Linked DNA regions of Homo sapiens: region 1 is linked to region 2. Evidence: read pairs that join two places in POLR2A ChIA-PET (ENCODE). Cell type or tissue: PC-9. All regions are shown on one strand. Links, peaks and the distances in the headings refer to the core of each region. The heading gives the core; the rest is flanking DNA.

Evidence for each region. Peaks named below come from ENCODE experiments on the same cell type or tissue, not always from the same donor. Only the 100,000 strongest peaks of a DNase experiment are listed, where the experiment ranks them.
Region 1: POLR2A ChIA-PET joins it to region 2 with 5 read pairs; 7 of 35 experiments call an interaction of 5 or more read pairs at or near these places.

The regions. Positions count from the first base shown.
Region 1 is chr11:83,213,269-83,217,674 of GRCh38, forward strand. All of the region lies in intron 5 of ANKRD42 (ankyrin repeat domain 42), which reads left to right. It also overlaps the pseudogene RPL32P24. Among named protein-coding and RNA genes, the nearest start is that of ANKRD42, 22 kb to the left of the region's middle. In PC-9, for the core only: no CTCF peak of the experiment used is centred there; no DNase peak of the experiment used is centred there.
Region 2 is chr11:83,149,886-83,154,291 of GRCh38, forward strand. No RefSeq gene overlaps it. Among named protein-coding and RNA genes, the nearest start is that of PCF11, 5.0 kb to the right of the region's middle. In PC-9, for the core only: no CTCF peak of the experiment used is centred there; DNase peaks (open chromatin) are centred at 1,596 and 1,916.

The sequences.
Region 1 (4,406 bases), core at 121-4,120, 63 kb after region 2:
CTGATGTGCAACAGATCTTACTGTGCTGAGATGTTTCCTCCAAGAACTGCAAAGCCATCGTGGAAAGAGCTGCCCAGCTGTCCATCGGAGTCACACCAACCCCAACGCCAGGCTGCGCAGTGAAGAAAATGAATAGACAGCTCATGTGCATGTTTTGTGTTTAAATAAAACTGTAAAAACTGCAAAGAAAAACCAAAAAACAACAACAAAAAATTATTTTGTGTTAGGCTTCCTTCGCTTTTTCAGACTGCTTTCAATTTCCATTTTCACATATGGTATTATTAGTTTTTTTTTTTAGTTTTAGTCTTTCTGATGGATGTATCTCATTGCAGTTTCAAATTTACATTTTTCCTGATGACTAAAGATGTTGAACATCATTTCGTACGTTTAAAGGCTATTTGGTTTTTTTGTGTGTGTGATGTACTAGTTCAAATCTTTTGCCTATTGGCTGTTAGAGTGTGTCTTTTTCTTATTGAATCATAGGAGTTCTTTATATATTCTAGATACAAGCCCTTTGTCAGTTACGTTTATTACCAATATCTTTTCATGCAAATATCTTTCTAATCTTTCTACTTCATGGCTTGCTCTTTCATTCTTTGGTATTTTTTGATAAATGAGGTTTTAATTATTTTTTTTTTTTGAAATAGAGTCTTGCTCTGTCGCACAGGCTGGAGTGCAGTGGTGCAGTCTCGGCTTGCTGCAACCTCTGCCTCCCGGATTCAAGCGATTCTTCTGCCTCAGCCTCCCGAGTAGCTGGGATTACAGGTGTGCACCACCACGCTTGGCTAATTTTTGTATTTTTAGTAGAAACAGAATTTTAGCATGTTGGCCACGCTGGTCTTGAACTCCTGACCTTGTGATCCACCCACCTCGGCCTCCCAAAGTGCTGGGATTACAGGTGTGAGCCACCGCGCTTGGCCAGAGGTTTTAATTTTAACGTAGTCCATTTTAATAATCTCTTCCTTTGTAGTTAGTCCTTTCTGTACTTTCCCTATTTTGTGATCATGAAGACATTCCTTTATGTTATCTGTTAGAAATTTTATTTATCTTTCATATTTATATTCCCAATCCTCCTAGAACTGACTTTTCCGTGTGTAATACAAGGTAGGGGTCAGTTTTATTTTTGTATTGTCCTTTATCAAATATACTTGATCATTTTTGTTGGTCTTGTCTGGTCATTAAAAAATCCAATTGTTTCTTTAAACATGTATGATTATTTTATTTATAACCAGGTAGAGTATTTATAATAATATAGATGTTAAGAAAGAATGTGGCCTTAGGTCTAGACTGCTTGTGTTCAAATCGCTCTCATAAAATTATTTTTTATTGATAAATGTACATATTTTTGGTGTACATGTGATAATTTGATACATTCATTTGTATCAAATTTGATAATGTATAAAGATCAAATCAAGGTAATTGGGGTAGCCATCCCTTAAATATTTCTTTTATACTAGGAACATTTGAATTATTTTTTTCTAGTTATTTTTAAATACACAATAGATTATGGTTAACTATAATCACCCTACTGATCTGTCAAACACTAGATCTTATTTCTTCTACTCAATTGTATATTTATACCCATTAATCAACTTCTGTTCTTGCTCTCTCCGTGCTACCCTTCTGGCCTTTGGTAATCGCCAATCAATCTACTCTCTATCTTCATGAGACCAGCGTATTTTAGCTCCCACATATGAATGAAAACATATAATATTTGTCTTTCTGTGCTTGACTTATTTTACTTAACATAATGACCTCCAATTCCATCCATCTTGTGGCACTGACAGTATTTCATTCATTTTTGTGTGAATTATATTTCGTTGTGAATATACATTACATTTTCTTTATCCATTCATCACTGATGTGCACTTAGGTTGATTCCATATTTTGGCTATTGTGAATAGTGTGTTAATAAACATGAGAGTGCAGTTATCTCTTTGATACATTGTTTTTTTTTCTTGTGGATATATACCCAGTAGTGGAATTAACTTATAGTTTATTTAATATAAATATAGCTACTCTTTTTCTTTTTTTTTGCTTCTAGTTGCATGGAGTATCTTTTAGTCTACGTGTGTTTCTATAGATGAAGTGGGTGTTTTGTAGGCAGCCTATAGTTGGGTCATGTTTCTTTATACTCTGTGCCTTTTAATTGGAGAGTTAAGTCCATCTACATTCAGTGTTGTTATTGGTAGGTGAAGACTTACAGCTGCCATTTTGTTGCTTGTTTTCTGGTTGTTTTGTAACTCCTACGTTCCTTTCTTCTTGTCTTTCTTTGTGGTTAAGTGATTTTTCTCTGGTAGTATGTTTTAATTTTTTGCTTTTTATTTTTTAGTAAATATAGGTTTTTGCATTGTAGTTACCATGAGTCTTACATTTTATAGATATAACAGATTATTTTAAAGAGATGACGACTTACCTTAGGTCACAAAGAAAGGAATAGAAACAAGGAAAAAGCAAAATGCCCTACATGTTAACTGTTTCTCCCACATTTGGCCTTTTTGTTGCTTCTATTTACATATTTTTGGGGTTGTTTGTTTGTTTTTTTCAGATGGAGTCTTGCTCTGCTACCCAGGCTGGAGTGCAGTGGTGTGATCTTGGCTCACTGCAACATTCTCCTCCTGGGTTCAAGAGATTCTCCTGCCTTAGCCTCTCAAGTAGCTGGATTACAGATGCCCACCCCCATGCCCAGCTAATTTTTGTATTTTTCATAGAGATGGGGTTTCACCATGTTGGCCAGGCTGGTCTCAAACTCCTGACCTCAAGTGATCCACCCACCTCGGCCACCCAAAGTGCTGGGATTACAGGCGTAAGCCACTGTGCCTCACCTATTTACATATTTTTGTATTTCCTATCTCTTAACAGGTTGCTATAGCTATTATTATTGTTGTTAGATTTGTCTTTTAGTCTCATACTGGAGTTATCACACACCACAGTTACATTATTGGAGTATTCTAGGGTTGTCCATGTTTTTAATTTCACCAGTGATTTTTATACCTTCAAATGTTTTCCATTTGCACATTAGTGTTTCTTCTTCCTGATTGAAGAAGTCCCTTTACCATTTCTTTTTTTTTTTTTGAGACGGAGTCTCGCTGTCGCCCAGGCTGGAGTGCAGTGGCGCAATCTCGGCTCACTGCAGGCTCCACCCCCTGGGGTTCACGCCATTCTCCTGCCTCAGCCTCCCGAGTAGCTGGGACTACAGGCGCCCGCCACCTCGCCCGGCTAATTTTTTGTATTTTTAGTAGAGACGGGGTTTCACCGTGTTAGCCAGGATGGTCTCGATCTCCTGACCTCGTGGTCCGCCCGCCTCGGCCTCCCAAAGTGCTGGGATTACAGGCGTGAGCCACCGCGCCCGGCCCCTTTACCATTTCTTATAAGATGGTTCTGGTGATCGTAAATTGTCTCGGCTTTTGTTTGTCTGGGAAAGGCTTTCTGTCTTCTTTATTTATGTTTTGGTGTAAGGCATATTTTAAGCATATATCTTCAATATTATCCATCCAGGACCGAAGTAAGTTCTGATGCAGGAAATGAGTGAGTTTCACAGCTTTCTGAGCCACTACTTGACCCAGGAAGCCCAGCTGGCCCCTCCTCTGAGTCCCCCCTCTAAAACAGGACACCCCAACTGCTGTTGGGAACTGGGCGGCAGTCATTCTGGCTACTTCCTGCTGGTTAGGGGCGAAGAAGGGGCCCTGCAGTTGTGGTGTCCTCCAGAGGGGATCTTTTTAGGCCAGTCGGAGACCAACAGGTCAATCTGGGGGTCCTCGGTAGAAGCTGTGAGTTGAGCTCATTTGAGGTTCCATTTGTAATACCATTTGTAGCTTGATGGCCTTGATCTTGGAGGAAACAAATTTGACAAGGAGGTTAAAAATGCAAGGCCCAAAGGCAAGTAATAGTAGGATGGCTGTCACAGGGCCTAGAAAGGGGAGGAGCCCAGGTATCTATTGGTTAAACATATTCCAGGGTACTGAATGTTCAAGCTCCTTTTTCCTCTCTTAAATGTCTAACAATATCTGTAGAGGACAACAAATTGGTAATTTGTTCCCTATATTCATGTAGATAATAGCCCCAGCTTTGGCTAATATGTTCCTCCCTAATAAGGGTGTGGGACTTTTGGGCATAACAAGAAAGGCATGTGAAAAGAGCAAAGTCTCCTAATTGCAACCGAGCAGGCGAGAGTAATACCAGGTTACAGGCTGTCCTAAGATTCGTCGGATAGTAACAGACTTTGAGGACAGTCATCCGAGGCAGGAGATTGAAACTGTGAAGGCTGTGCCAGTGTCCAGGAGGAAGTCCACTTCCTGGCCCTCAGTGGTCAAACTTACCTGGGGCTCTGTGAGGGTGATGGCATGAGCTGGCACTTGCCCTGGCCACCCTCAGGCCTGTTGCTGAATCATCTGGTTGGGTGCTTC
Region 2 (4,406 bases), core at 219-4,218:
CCGCTGGCCTCTTCCTCCCAAAGTGCTGGGATTACAGGCGTGAGCCACCGTGCCCAGCCTCTTAAGGTAAAAAGTTTAAAACACTAAAAAGAGAATTAACTGAAAAGATTTCTTCTTGCCCTGTCTTCTGGTTGCCTGGTCCACAGGCAATTATTGTTACCAGCTCTTTTTTATATTCTTCCAGTGATATTACATGTACATACAAATACATATTTATATGTATATATTTTTTCCTTGAATTTTTTTTAGTTAATGCAGTACTGGAATATCATATAAACAGTTCTGTATCTTGCCTTTATTTTTTTACTTATTCTTTCAATGAATTTTTTTTTTAAATGGTTGCTTTGTGGTATAGTTGAAACGAAATATATCTTAAAGATTGCTCTACAGTAGTACAGTTTCTTCATTCTTTTATTTTATTTCCCCGTGTTTGAGTAAATTGGTCTTTAGTGGGATTGCTGGGTCAAATATACAATGGTAAAGTCTCACAATAGAGTATGACATCTCATTCCGTCTTTATAACAACATTACGAGGTGAGAGTTGTCATTATTTTCTTTTTAAATATGGGAAAACGGAAGCTTACAGAAGTTAAATAACTTTCTAAGAGTCATGAGGCTAAGAAGCTGCTGCAGAGACAATCAATCATTTCATCAGACTTCATGCTTTAAACCACTATTCTGATTATGGTTTCTCCATGTAATAATCCATGTATACATCCCTTTGGTTTAACTCTCTTGTCTGATAACAGGCTCTATGCTTGCCTTGGCTTAAGTTATTTCCTGGCACAGGACAGTTCTGGAGAAAGCAGATGAACCAGGCCTCTCAAGCAAAAACCAGTAGCAGAAAACCACTTATGCGATGAGAATGAGCTCTTTTATTTTGACTCACAGAAACCACCACCAATTTGGGAAATGAATTTTACTTTTTTTTCCTTTTTTAAACTTTTTTTTTTTATATAGAGATGGGGTCTCCTTGCCCAGCCAGGAAATGAATTTTAGAATATAATGCAGTTATAACTAATTCACATAATATTTAGGCCTGGCAAGGTGGCTCACGCCTGTAATCCCAGCACTTTGGGAGGCCAAGGTGGGAGGATCACTTCAGGTCAGGAGTTTGAGACCAGCCTGGCCAACATGGTGGAAACCTGTCTCTACTAAAAATACAAAAATTAGCTGGGTGTCGTAGCACGCGCCTGTAGTCCCAGCTACTTGGGAGCCTGAGGCAGGAGAATCGCTTGAACCTGGGAGGCAGAAGTTGGCAGTGAGCTGATATCACGCCATTGTACTCCAGCCTGGGCGACAGAGCAAGACTCTGTCTCAAAAGAAACAAAAACAACTAATTCACATAAGTTTTAGAATAAACTTTATAACCAAACCCATATGTCAAAATAACATATTTGACAAAGAAGAAGCAACAACAAAAAATGGAGATTCAAACCATGGCAGTGTGTAAAATAAACAATCTTACAACCCCCACCAAATGTATGATATACAGTACATTTGCTTTTTCCCCATGACACTTCCACTCTGTCACCCTTCATTAAGCAACATTATATTTTACTTAGGCACACAAAGCAGACAACTCTTTTTTTTTTTTTTTTTTGAGATGAGTCGTGCTCTGTTGCCCAGGCTGGAGTGCTGGAGTGCAGGTGGCGTGATCTCAGCTCACTGCAACCTCTGCCTCTTAAGTTCGGGTTCAAGTGATTCTCCTGCCTCAGCCTCCAAGTAGCTGGAATTACAGGCGTTCACCACCGCGCCCAGCTAATTTTTTTTGTATTTTTAGTAGAGACGGGGTTTTGCCATGTTGGCAAATAATATTTACCTGTTAGATGTTATATATTTGCCTGACCTCAAGTGATCTGCCTGCCTAGGCCTCCCAAGGTGCTGGGATGACAGGCATGAGTCACGGTGCCCCACCCTGGTTTAATTTCTTATCTGACCCAGTTGACTATGAGCTCCTTGAGAGCATGGGCCACACTGAATGAACAAATGAAAGAACGAACAGAAGCAACTTTTTTCCCAAGAATATCTTTTATTCTCTTTCTTTCTCTAAATACGTGTATACAAATACACACACACACACACACACACACACACATATATTCCAGAGGATACTACACATTTTATAAATAAAATTTATGAAATAATATTTTTGGAAGTTTTCTATTAGCTTAGACTTTTTATTCTCTATTTCTAGAGAGAGACCCCAGATAATAATATATAATAATGCAGATTATTATGTGTACAATTAGTTATGAATTCATGTTTTGGAGGTGAGTATTCATTTGCTGCTTGTTCTTTTGCTTTCTTCATCTATATATGGAAGGAGATGCCAATAGATAAGATAAATATATGGGAGCAAAACTTAAAATTAAGAACTATTGTTCACTAAATCATATTTTTCTGCAAATGAGTGAAAAGATTGCTGGCAAAATATATTTTCTAAGTCTTAAAATGATGAACTGGTTTTTGGAATTTGGTTATCACGCATTTGAATTGTGAGCCAGGGTCCTTTCCTGATAATCACTATCTCTAAACTCCATAATACCAAGTTCAACCTCCACCCTAAGTTCTCAACTAATGCTGCATTTGTCTATTCATACTGTTGGAGGATAACAATGGACAAGCAAGGTGAAATTGAAATCAGGGCCTGGATCAGTCAACAAATATTCATTGAATATCTACTACATGCCAATTTTAGAGCCTGGTTTAGAGCCAACATTAGAATGGCTTGATTCTTGCCGTAGCTATCTTTCTAAGCCACAGACTTTAAAAACAAATGCTTTGAATTATACAGCATCTCGACTGTTCTTTAAAGGAAGTCCATGCACATGAAAGGATGAATGTGACACCTTGAGTTTAAAATGCAAGTTAGGACGGGCACTGTGGCTCATTCCTGTAATCCCAGTGTTTTGGGAGGCTGAGGCAGATGGATCACCTGAGGTCAGGAGTTCTTTGAGACCAACATGGCCAACATGGTGAAACCCATTCCCTATTAAAAATACAAAAATTAGCTGGGAATGATGGTGGGCACCTGTAATCCCTGCTACTCAGGAGGCTGAGGCAGGAGAATTGCTTGAACCCAGAAGGCGGAGGTTGCAGTGAGTCGAAATTGTGCCACTGCACTCCAGCCTGGGTGACAGAGCAAGACTCCATCTCAAAAAAAATAAATAAATAAAATATAAATAAATAAATAAATAAATGCAAGTAATTAATATTAAATAGATATATATGCACATGTGTATTATATTTTTGTAAAAATAAAACATAGATTTACACTTCCCAGTCAGAAAGGTGGTGAAATTAAAGAAACAAAAAAAAAGCTTTACATATTGTGTTTATGTGTACGTTCATTGAAAAAGGCATGGAAAGATAGATATTAAACTGTGAGCAGTGGTTACCTTATGGCCAAGGGCAGAGAGATGGAATTTTCATTTTTTCTTTGTGTACTTGTATTTGAATTCTTTAAAATAAGCATGCATTACTTTTGTGGTTATAAAACATGTAAATAATAATGTTGCAGGGAGCAGTGGCTCACTCCTGTAATCCCAACACTTTGGGAGGCCAAAGTGGGAGGATTGCTTCAGCCCAGGAGTTCAAGACCAGCCTGGAAAACATGCCGAAACCCCATCTTCTATCAGAAATACAAAAAACTAGCCGGGTGTAGTGGTGCAGGCCTGTGGTCCCAGCTACTCAGGAGGCTGAGGTAGGAGGATCCCTTGAGCTCTGGAGGCAGAGGTTGCGGTGACCTGAGGTCGCACCACTGCACTCTCCAGCCTGGGTGACAGAGTGAGACCCTGTCTCCAAAAATAAAAAAAGTTTATATAAGTAAACTACATATTTCTAGCAAGAATAAATAAATGTATATGCATATATAACAGGTAAATATTATTGCTGCATATTATCTACATACACTGGGTTTACATATAAAAGGGGGAAATTCTACCTGCTGACAGTGCTCGATAACTATTTGATTTTAAAGGGATTGGCTTTCAATTTTCATTTCCTTTTTTTTTTTTTTGAGACGCAGTCTGGCTCTGTCGCCCAGGCTGGAGGGCAGTAGCATGATCTCAGCTCAGTGCAACCTCTGGGGCCCAAGTGATCCTCCCACCTCAGCCTCCCACAGTGCTGGGATTACAAGCGTGAGCCACAGCGCCCAGTCTATAAATTTTAAAGGAGTAGCTGGGATTACAGGCATACACCACCACACCCAGCTAATTTTTTGTATTTATGGTAGAAGACGGGGTTTTGCCATGTTGGCCAGGCTGGTCTTGAACTCCTGAGCTCAAGCAATCTGCCCTCCTGGGCCTCCCAAAGTGCTGGGATTACAGGCATGAGCCATGGCACCTGGCCTATGTCCTTTCTACTTTTGTGTTTAGTGTCCACATTTCTGTCTTTCTAATGAT